Regions from separate parts of the Homo sapiens genome. Here regions 2 and 3 are each linked to region 1. The links are chromatin contacts, found by Hi-C in ENCODE. All regions are on one chromosome and are shown on one strand. The core of a region is the stretch at or near the end of the contact, and the rest is flanking DNA. Distances in the headings are between cores, read along the strand shown.

Region 1 (3,759 bases), core at 328-2,827:
CCCATCCCTGCAGTTAAAAAAAAAAAAAAATAGCCGCCTGGGCACGGTGGGTCACACCTGTAATCCCAACACTGTGGGAGGCCAAAGTGGGGGGATCACCTGAGGTTGGGAGTTCAAGATCAGCCTGACCAACATGGAGAAACCATGTCTCTACTAAAAACACAAAATTAGCCAGGCGTGGTGGCACATGCCTATAATCCCAGCTACTCGGGAAGCTGAGGCAGGAGAATTGCTTGAACCCAGGAGGCAGAGGTTGCAGTGAGCCGAGATTGCGCCACTGCACTCCAGCCTGGGCAACAAGAGCAAAACTCCGTCTCAAAAAAAAAAAAAATAGCCATCAACATAATGAAGGAGGTAGATTTTAATTCTTACCACTCACTTTCAGGCTTTAATCTCCAGGTTCCTATAGACATACAGGTTGGGGACTCTTGGTAAACCATAACTTTCAACATGCAGGCACTCATTTTGACAAACAAATCAGATATTCTCTACCTTCAACGTTGATTAAACTTTCTAAATAATGTCAGTATACTGACTAAAGACAAATTAAAGCACACTTGTTGAGCCATACCTCCTAGAAGCCCTGCCACAGGTCCCTTCTTCAGCGTCACTGAAGAAGCATCACATGACTATTTGAAATTAATAATACCTCTTGTCAGACATGTACTGCATTTGTGTACAAAACATTTTCCTATCCCTTTTTTCTTATTATCCTCAGAAAAGTGCTATGAGTTAGAGGTTCCTAGTCCAATATGCAGATGAGAGAATTCTTTAGATTGGCAGTGACCCTCATTGGAAAGAGCACTGTGTCTGGGTTCAAGCCCTTGTGAGGTGTCAAGCCAGGGCTTCCCTTTCCTGGCCTTAATCTCTATACCATGTGGAGGTGGTCAGACAAGATAGCTTGTACCAACCCATCTACTCTGAAATTCTGTGAAAGAAGAGCAGAATTTTATAACTGTAAGCATATTCACCCTCCTTTGCAATGGCACAAAACAGCCCCAATTTAAAATAAACTATGAACCTTGGTGGGCAGGTTTAGAGCTTTAGTATCCATTTTGCTCTTCTGCCCCAGTTCTGCCCATGTCTCTGTAGGCCCAGAACACCTTGCCATGTCTCCTTAGCACAGGTTTTTAGAAGGAATGAATTCCTGACTGTGAAAACTTAAACTGGTCCTCTGAAGAAAGTGAGGCTCAGAGAGGTTCAGTACCTTGTCTGGGGACACACAGCTGGTGAATGACATAGTTCAATGCAAGCAGCATGCAGGACAGCAACAGTCTGTGTAGAGGTGTTCCAGGTAAGAGCATTTTCTCTGTGATTCCTCCTGGGGCTGTATGTCAGGTGAATTCAGATCTGTCCTTGAGGTTAGGCCCTTTTAGGTCAGATTCGAGAAGCAACCCTTGGCCTTTTGGAGGTCTGAGGCATCTGCTTTTAAAATATACAGAGGGCCCGATGGCATTACAAGGCAAGGCTGTGGATATATCCGAGCCAATGTGGACACATGTTTGGTTCTGAAGCCAAAGGTTTGCAATTGGCTGGAGTGGCCCAGTGGGTGGCGGTTTGTCTAGCTGATGGTCTGGCACCGTCATGAGTCACAGCCTCAGGAGACAGAACCATGTGCCTGGAGATAGCACTGCCTGGGCCACCCTGAGCCCTGGTCTGTAGTATCCTCTCCACCTCTCTACTTTGGTTTCCTCCTCGGAAAATGAGAAGACAATGCGAATTCCCAGAACTGTTCTGAAGCATAAGACCACCGACTTCACATCTCAGCTTGTCTCCTTGCTGTGTGATTTGGGGCATGGTATTTAATCATCTGAGCCTGGCTTCCTTCATCTGTCAAATGAGCATAACAATGATGTCTCCAAAAGGTTGTGGTTCAGATGAGATAAAATCCTAAGAGTAAGGAGCCTGGCACTTAGGAGAAAGGCAGCCATTTTTGTTAGACTATGAAAGAGTTTTAGGAAACAGAAAGAGCCGCTGCAGTCTACGGTGGAGGTGAAGGCAGCATCACTTCTGTGTTGTTGTTATTATCCTTGACAGATGGGCCTGGACGAGAGGTCTGAGGTGAGTTGGGGAAGGCATGAGTCATGTGAGGGCAGCCCCCGGAGCTCCCAGTGCAAGAGGCACTGCATTTTAAACTAGTTGTGGAATTCATTCCACTGCCTTTTTCAGCCCCAAAGACACTGGAAAAAAATAAAATAAAAAGCAAACCACAGCATTTTCAGGCCTCCCACTGGTTTTGCCTTTCTTCCCCCAACGTATTGTTTTTGGGAAGGGCTGTTTCAGCCACAGCGCTGTCAAGAAAACAAGGTGGTTTCCCTTGACCCTTGGCAACCAACACATGCTTTTTCCTACGCTTTGGTGCAGAAGCCCACAAGTGATTTTTAAAAATAATAAAATTCTTCTCTATAAATAAACCCTTATGCTTTCTGCTGTGGGTCTTGGATGGATGAGTTTCTTCTTCTTTCTGAACTCAGTAAGGGCTAAGTTCCCCTCCACAGAGGAACTGCACATTGTGAAGCAAGGGATATTTTGGTGAATCACCTGCCATTGCGTTTTCCACCAATGCAGGAATGGCAAAGTTCTGGAACTTTTACTTAAAGATCCACCATTCCTCAAGAAGACCTATAGCCTCCACGGAATACCCTATCCCCTCTTCCTCTAGAGATTTTACTACTGCTACCGTTACTGGTTTTCCAGAGTCTGACAAATTAAGCATTTATAAGAATTGACTCAGTGACCGCAGAGCAACAGAAAGAGGATGAGTTTTAGAGTCCAGAGACCTGGGTGTGAATTTTAACTTTGCTCCTGACTAACTGTGTAACTCTGGACAAAAGGCTTATATAATTTTGGGCAAGTTACTTAACATCTATGTTAAATGTATGCCTGCCTTGTTTTTGGGATTCCTGAAATGGATATAAATGGTCCATAACTCATGGAGCTGTGGTGAAAATTAAATGGAAAAAAAAATGCATTTGAAGCCCCAAGTACACAGTAGGTACTCAATAAATGGTAATTGGTATCGGGTAAGTTCTCAGCATGACTAGTTATGATCAAGAAAAAGAAGGCTCATGCAGCGCGGACTTGGAAGTGGGATTTGATGAAGGGACAACAATTTATAGGGATAGGGACAGAGCTAAGGAAACCAATGAGAGATGCTGAAGCACTCAGAGACTTGCAACACCAGGGAACCATTGCTACCCTGAATCTGCAAGGACAGGAAGAGGGTGAGATGTTGCTGAAGCCATGGAGGAGGGGCTGCTGGCAGGAACTACGGTTGCAGAGGAACCCGGCCACTGGCAGACCCTGGCACAGAAGCAGGGAAAGAGCTGGAGGAAATTCCCAACCTCTTTCTCCTCCCACCCTTTAATCTCTTGCCGATGCCTACCACTGGCTAAACCCAACTGGAAGATAGGAGGCAAAGGAGTCCCCCGAGGCAATCAGGGGCATTAACCTCTCTATGGCACAGTGCAGATGGCACAGTGCAGACCAGAGAACAGATCTGGTTGGGAAGGGGGTACAAATGGAGAATCACCAGGTCAGAGAGAATTTATTGTGATTCACATATTGGCTAGTATTAGTCCACCCAAACCATGAATAAATCTCCTGCAAAAATCCTAAAGTGCTGACTGTGATCACATCACTTCAGGTGTAAAAAAGCACATTGGACTCTAGTGCCTAAAGAAATGAGCTCCCTTCTCACCAGGCATCCCGGCCCAGGCCCTCTCTCCCAGCTCATCTCCTGCTTCTCCCCTTCTTACA
Region 2 (3,759 bases), core at 409-2,908, 430 kb after region 1:
AAAAAAAAAAAAAAAAAAAAAAAATTCGCCGGGCGTGGTGGCTCATGCCTGTAATCCCAGCACTTTGGGAGGCTGAGGTGGGCGGATCACCTGAGGTCAGGAGTTTGAGACCAGCCTGACCAACATGGAGAAACCCTGTCTCTACTAAAAATACAAAAAAAAATTAGCCAGGCTTGATGGCTCATGCCTGTAATCCCAGCTACTCGGGAGGCTGACGCGGGAGACTTGCTTGAACCTGGGCGGCGGAGGTTGTGGTGAGCCGAGATCACGCCATTGCACTCCAGCCTGGGCAACAAGGGCAAAACTCCGTCTCAAAAAAAAAAAAGAAAAAAGAAATTGTCCCTCACATGTCTCTGCTTCCTCTGTCTGTCAAGGCAGAATATATTTCAATCTTCCTGCCTCAGGAATTGCGTGAAAATTAATGGGACAGAGGCCCAGCTGGCTTTCATCTGCTAAACAACACCCTTGCACGACTGGTGGTGCACATTAAATGCTGAACATATAAAATGTGCTTTGATGGAGGACCTGGGAATAATTATAGCTTGCTAATTATTGTTAATTTTACCACAGCTTTGAAACTCTAGACTTTCTCAATGACTCAAAAAGAGATTGCAACCCCTGTATGCCATGAAACTAGCCACACAGTGGCAGACAAGCAATTTCTCACAGGCTCCATTCTTTCATTATTTACATGGTTCAGCTACTTACGTGGGATACAGGAAAAGAAAAGCAACGATTTGCTGTGTTAGAATCAAATTGTACAAAAAACTCTTTACAGTCTTGCTGGCTCTTTAAGAATTTGTTCCTGTTTGTCTCTTTATAGCCAGTGCACAAATAAATATTATGTGCGTGTGTGCCTGTGTGTGTGCGCTTGTGTGAGGTACAGAAAATTAGTGTTTAACAGAACTTTTAACCCTCTGGACACCAGGATACCTGTGTTTTACCCTTGATATGGTGAGTAACAGAACTGCTTCCCTAACTTCCCTTCAGATTCTGTGTCACTTCGTGTCCACAAACACTTTATTTAAGGTCTCATCACTCCTAGGCAGGGTGCCAAAGACCCCTCTCAGAAATATGAGGAAGTTGATAGCAGTGTGACTTCAGGTCTTTAAGCCTCATCAGTACCACCTATAAAACGGGTCTGATAGTCCCTACCTGTCAGGACTGGTGTTAGGATGAGATAATGTTTGTGAACTGTAAACTATATAAACGTGTGCTACTGTGAGAACTGGACAAAGAAGAGAGGGAGTGAGAGAAATTAAGGGAGGGCTGGGGCTGGGAAAGAACGAAAAGGGAGTCGCGTATAGAGGAGAGCGCGACAGTCGCGAGCCACACTTTGCAATGAAACTCTTTAGACTTTCTGCCGGGAGAGCGGCCCAGACGCGCCAGGTCTGTAGCAGGAGGCCGCGCCGAGGGCGGGTCCCCAGAAGCCTACAGGTGAGTATCGGTTCTCCCCTTCCCGGCTTTCGGTCCGGAGGAGGCGGGAGCAGCTTCCCTGTTCTGATCCTATCGCGGGCGGCGCAGGGCCGGCTTGGCCTTCCGTGGGACGGGGAGGGGGGCGGGATGTGTCACCCAAATACCAGTGGGGACGGTCGGTGGTGGAACCAGCCGGGCAGGTCGGGTAGAGTATAAGAGCCGGAGGGAGCGGCCGGGCGGCAGACGCCTGCAGACCATCCCAGACGCCGGAGCCCGAGCCCCGACGAGTCCCCGCGCCTCATCCGCCCGCGTCCGGTCCGCGTTCCTCCGCCCCACCATGGCTCGGGGCCCCGGCCTCGCGCCGCCACCGCTGCGGCTGCCGCTGCTGCTGCTGGTGCTGGCGGCGGTGACCGGCCACACGGCCGCGCAGGACAACTGCACGTGTCCCACCAACAAGATGACCGTGTGCAGCCCCGACGGCCCCGGCGGCCGCTGCCAGTGCCGCGCGCTGGGCTCGGGCATGGCGGTCGACTGCTCCACGCTGACCTCCAAGTGTCTGCTGCTCAAGGCGCGCATGAGCGCCCCCAAGAACGCCCGCACGCTGGTGCGGCCGAGTGAGCACGCGCTCGTGGACAACGATGGCCTCTACGACCCCGACTGCGACCCCGAGGGCCGCTTCAAGGCGCGCCAGTGCAACCAGACGTCGGTGTGCTGGTGCGTGAACTCGGTGGGCGTGCGCCGCACGGACAAGGGCGACCTGAGCCTACGCTGCGATGAGCTGGTGCGCACCCACCACATCCTCATTGACCTGCGCCACCGCCCCACCGCCGGCGCCTTCAACCACTCAGACCTGGACGCCGAGCTGAGGCGGCTCTTCCGCGAGCGCTATCGGCTGCACCCCAAGTTCGTGGCGGCCGTGCACTACGAGCAGCCCACCATCCAGATCGAGCTGCGGCAGAACACGTCTCAGAAGGCCGCCGGTGACGTGGATATCGGCGATGCCGCCTACTACTTCGAGAGGGACATCAAGGGCGAGTCTCTATTCCAGGGCCGCGGCGGCCTGGACTTGCGCGTGCGCGGAGAACCCCTGCAGGTGGAGCGCACGCTCATCTATTACCTGGACGAGATTCCCCCGAAGTTCTCCATGAAGCGCCTCACCGCCGGCCTCATCGCCGTCATCGTGGTGGTCGTGGTGGCCCTCGTCGCCGGCATGGCCGTCCTGGTGATCACCAACCGGAGAAAGTCGGGGAAGTACAAGAAGGTGGAGATCAAGGAACTGGGGGAGTTGAGAAAGGAACCGAGCTTGTAGGTACCCGGCGGGGCAGGGGATGGGGTGGGGTACCGGATTTCGGTATCGTCCCAGACCCAAGTGAGTCACGCTTCCTGATTCCTCGGCGCAAAGGAGACGTTTATCCTTTCAAATTCCTGCCTTCCCCCTCCCTTTTGCGCACACACCAGGTTTAATAGATCCTGGCCTCAGGGTCTCCTTTCTTTCTCACTTCTGTCTTGAAGGAAGCATTTCTAAAATGTATCCCCTTTCGGTCCAACAACAGGAAACCTGACTGGGGCAGTGAAGGAAGGGATGGCATAGCGTTATGTGTAAAAAACAAGTATCTGTATGACAACCCGGGATCGTTTGCAAGTAACTGAATCCATTGCGACATTGTGAAGGCTTAAATGAGTTTAGATGGGAAATAGCGTTGTTATCGCCTTGGGTTTAAATTATTTGATGAGTTCCACTTGTATCATGGCCTACCCGAGGAGAAGAGGAGTTTGTTAACTGGGCCTATGTAGTAGCCTCATTTACCATCGTTTGTATTACTGACCACATATGCTTGTCACTGGGAAAGAAGCCTGTTTCAGCTGCCTGAACGCAGTTTGGATGTCTTTGAGGACAGACATTGCCCGGAAACTCAGTCTATTTATTCTTCAGCTTGCCCTTACTGCCACTGATATTGGTAATGTTCTTTTTTGTAAAATGTTTGTACATATGTTGTCTTTGATAATGTTGCTGTAATTTTTTAAAATAAAACACGAATTTAATAAAATATGGGAAAGGCACAAACCAGAAGTCGGCATTTGTGAAAAGTCCCTCCAGATTTCTATCACATTGGTCTCTAATTTCCCAAGACTTGTATTTTTTTTTTATTTCAAATTATAACACTTTTTTTTCCCCCAGAAGTGGGTGTTTCATGTTGCTACTCTGGTGTGTCCTAAGATATCCTAACTGGCCAGTGTAAATGCTATTCTTTCTAAATAAGATTATTTGGAAACTTCCTTCAAACTGCAGGAGGGTGAGCTTGAGGGAGGAAGCTAAAACTAGCTGCTTTTATGAAAAAGAGT
Region 3 (3,759 bases), core at 452-2,951, 350 kb before region 1:
TAAGTTATTAATGTTAGAATTTAAACATTGCTCTGGAGGCTAGGGACACTGAGATAAATACAGCACAATGTAATGCAATAAATTCTAGGGTAGAGATAAGCATAGAATGCCACAGGGGACAGAGTGTAGGACCCTAAGTCAAGGAAGGCTTCCTGGAGGCAGTGAAGGCTGGGTTTTGAACTATTATTATAAGTTTTCCTGGTGAAGGAAGAAATTACTATAAGTTTGCCAGGCAGAAGGAAAAACCTGAGCAAAGACCCAGAGGTGTGAGAGAATACAGGCATGGAATCATGAGAGCCCTGGACCAAGAAATTCGCCATCTGGAATGCCTTTCCATTTCTCTAAGCGCTTGCTAGAGGAAAAGTAATGACAGATTCCTTGAACAAATTCCCACAGCCTAAGTCTCAAATTCAAGTGCTCAGAGGGGTAGGGCTGAAAAAGGAAATGAGTGTAGCAGGCTGGGTGAGGACTGCTGCAAAATGAAGAATGCCGACCCCTTCTAAAGAAGGCAGCCCCTATTCAGCTCCAGCCGTTCCCTTCTGCATGGAAGTGTGGACCCTGTATTGCCAAGTTCTTTCATTATTTATTCAGGAAAATAAATAATCTGAATTTTCAGATAAAATTTCTCAATTTTTAAATATTGGAAACTAATTTAAAATTGTTTATTTTTTTTTTCCAAGCACATGGTAGGTCAAACTAAACCTGATTGGGGACCAGATTCAGCCAGTGGTCTGCCAGCCTGTAGCCCTGGCAAGTGGGAAGAAATGAGTGCCCTTTAAAAGCAGGCAGTGAGAGGCAATAGTTAGATCCCAGGAGCTGGAGGCAGACTGGACTAGGTGAGAATCTGGGCTCTACAACCTACTATTGTGTAGCTTTGGGGATGCTACTTAAGTCCTCTGAGTCTTGGTTTCCTCATACTGCCACACAGATACAGTAAAACAGCATGCTGTTACACTGTGTCACTAAAGGGCAGAGATAAAATTCTGCCTGTGAAGTCCCTAGCATGTTGCTTTTTAGGAAAATAAGCCCAAAAAGAAAAAAAAAAAATCCCTTGCTCAATAATGAAGTGTTGTCAACCAGAAAGGTTAGCTATGACTACAAGCTTTGAATGGAAAATTACTAAGTAATAAAAGCATGAGCATTGTGCTAAAACAGTAGCAAACTCTTCCAACCATGAACAGTGTACCAGTATTAATGTTTTCTTGTGTGTATATGGCCAGTCTTTTTTTCCATACTGATAGTTTCTTTAAACAAATGTATTTATAAGACTGTTCATTAGTCTTCTAACTTTTCTTCCCTTTAACATTACAGTATGTAACAAACCTGCACGTTGTGCACATGTACCCTAAAACTTAAAGTATAATAATAAAAAAAAAACAGTATGAAGTTTGTTGTTGCTATACAAATATTTACTATCTACCTAGCACATATGCCAGAATGATTTTTTTAAGGTCATAAAACATACTGTGTCACACCCATGTTTAAAGCCCATCAACCATTTCCCACTGATCTTGGAATAAAACTCAAACTCCTGCCCCTGGCCTCAAGGCTGCATGCAGCAGCCTTTGCCCACTTCGCCAAACCCCCTCCTACGCCTCTGTGCCTTGCTCATACCCTCCTGGCCCAGCTGACCTCCTTTGCTGATCTCATGAGGTGCTTTCCTCCCCCACAGTGAATCTGTTGCTCCTCCTTCCTATCTCATCATTCAGGTCAAACAAAAACTCCCAAGAGAGGCCCACACTCGCTATGCCAAATCTGTTCATCTGTGTTTTTCCTTCGTAGCATTTTCCAGAAAACAAAATTACTTTGTGTGTGTCTATTTTCTGCCTCTCTACACTAGACTCTAAGTTCCCAGAAGCCTACCCCAGGGCCCTTATCCCACTCATTCACCTTGGCATCTCCAGCGCCCAGCAAAGTGCCTCTCACACAGGAGACACTCAGTATTTCTTAAATGAAACAATGAAGCTACTGACCATTGTTCACAGCCTCAGATCCTCCCGAAGCCATCACCCACAAATTTCTTCCCTAAACTAGTTTATGCAAAGCCTGCAAAGCAAACGCTGAAAGAGGCAGTAGAGCAAAATGGTGATAAGCCCGTACTCTGGATGTGAAATGCCAAAGTTCAAATCCCAGCCTTGCCACTTATTAGCTGAGTGACCTTGGGCAAGTTGCTTAAAGTCTCTGTGCCTGTTTCCTCATCTGTAAAAGACAATAATTAGGCTGGGCACAGTGGCTCACACCTGTAATCCCAGCACTCTGGGAGGCCGAGGTGGGTGGATCACTTGAACTCAGGAGTTTGAGACCAGCCTGGGCAACATGGTAAAACCTCATCTCTACAAAAAAATACACAAATTATCTGGGCATGGTGGTGTGTGCCTGTAGTCCCAGTTACTCAGGAGGCTGGGGTGGGAGAGCCGCTCAAGCCTGGGAGGCAAAGGTTCCAATGAGCCAAGACTGTGCTACTGTACTCCAACCTGGGTGACAGAGCAAGACCCTCTCAAAAAAAAGAAAAGAAAAGAAAAATACAATAATTATAGGGTAGCTGTGAGAAATAAATGAATTATCATGGGTAAAATGCTTAGAAAAGTACCAGATGTATTAACAAGCACTACATACGCTTTAGCTCTTATTTTCATCTATTTTCTTGTTCTGCTCTTACTGCTTGGTTGCTCTGTATCTTTATTCTTTAACTAGACTGTAATTTCTTGGTGGCAGAGACCACTTCTGGATTCCCACACTGAAAGTGCACAGGTTCCCATAAGGTAGCAGATGAGGGAACAGAGCTAATGGTGTGGCTCTTGACATGGGTTTGCTTACATAGTATGAGACCACGAGTAAGTTATTTAACTTTTTTGAGCTTCAGTTTCCTCATCTGGTAATATAAAAAGAGATAATATCTGTCCCACAGACTGCTGTAAAGATTAAATAAAATAACTCTTGTGAAGTAAAAACATTCTGAGACTGGCGGCACTGGTAAATGTCAAGGGAAACAAGTAGAAGGTACTCAAGTAAGTTAATCAGCTTTACAGCTCGAAGTTGGCTGCCTTTGGAATTGGTATTACACATAGGATGTGGGTGATTCAAATAAATGAATGACTGAAAATATGTTCTGTGCTCTTCTATTCTCTATTTTCTATGATTGTCTCTAGAAACTTTGATGATGGTTTCTAGAATTTTCCTTAATAAAACAGGAAAAAACATATCACTCATTATGGCCAGCCCCATGAAATAGGATATTTTAGTCTTTAAAATTATCTCAGTTAGTGATAGGATGTTACTGAAATGCCCATCAGTAGAAACAAGCACTTTTAAACACAATGATAATGAAAATAAAGTACCATTTGAGTATCTACTATATAAGCCACTTTACAAATACCTCACTAACTCATAACTCTACAAGACTGATACTATTGTCCTCATTTTATAGCTCAGCACACTGAGACTCAGAGAAGTTGATTTTAGCTTGTCCAAGATCCCACAATTGGTAAGTGGTACAGAAAAATTTAAATGCAAGTTTGGCTCCAAATCCTGTACTTTTCTGTATAGATTTGTGTTATATCTCCCAAAGTTCCTCAATATCTTGTATTAGTGCTACTATTAAGACCTGATGAACACAGTTGAATAGTAATTAGACAGTAACTAACTAAGAAAGACTAGTTTCCACCATACTGCCATCTATTTAAATGATGGCATTTCAAGGAAAGAAACTTATATTGTCTATCTTTCATGAAGTTTCAAGATTAGACTAAGGTTTAAGAT

Evidence for each region. A loop is a pair of places that touch in the nucleus more often than their neighbours do. Pooled maps may share reads with other maps.
Region 2: a map with no recorded cell type shows a loop between it and region 1 (5-fold over the local background). The contact joins the promoter of TACSTD2 here to the enhancer-like site in region 1. A Hi-C loop is called at or near these places in 4 of 37 single-sample maps with no recorded cell type and 3 of 50 pooled maps.
Region 3: a pooled map shows a loop between it and region 1 (3-fold over the local background). The contact joins two enhancer-like sites. A Hi-C loop is called at or near these places in 3 of 37 single-sample maps with no recorded cell type and 2 of 50 pooled maps.

Annotation. Positions count from the first base shown.
Region 1 is chr1:59,006,614-59,010,372 of GRCh38, reverse strand. No RefSeq gene overlaps it. Among named protein-coding and RNA genes, the nearest start is that of LINC01358, 12 kb to the left of the region's middle. RefSeq lists enhancers at 1,936-2,005, 2,046-2,095, 2,116-2,165, 2,436-2,545. Within about 2 kb of position 1,577, at least 6 of the 41 ENCODE cell types and tissues checked have a DNase peak (open chromatin) inside an H3K27ac peak, as active enhancers do.
Region 2 is chr1:58,575,151-58,578,909 of GRCh38, reverse strand. TACSTD2 (tumor associated calcium signal transducer 2) reads left to right here and starts at 1,658. Exons shown (of 1, transcript NM_002353.3): 1 at 1,658-3,477. The coding sequence starts at 1,754. The coding sequence ends at 2,725. RefSeq lists enhancers at 1,500-2,194, 2,195-2,890.
Region 3 is chr1:59,352,838-59,356,596 of GRCh38, reverse strand. All of the region lies in intron 4 of FGGY (FGGY carbohydrate kinase domain containing), which reads right to left. Among named protein-coding and RNA genes, the nearest start is that of FGGY, 58 kb to the right of the region's middle. Within about 2 kb of position 1,701, at least 10 of the 41 ENCODE cell types and tissues checked have a DNase peak (open chromatin) inside an H3K27ac peak, as active enhancers do.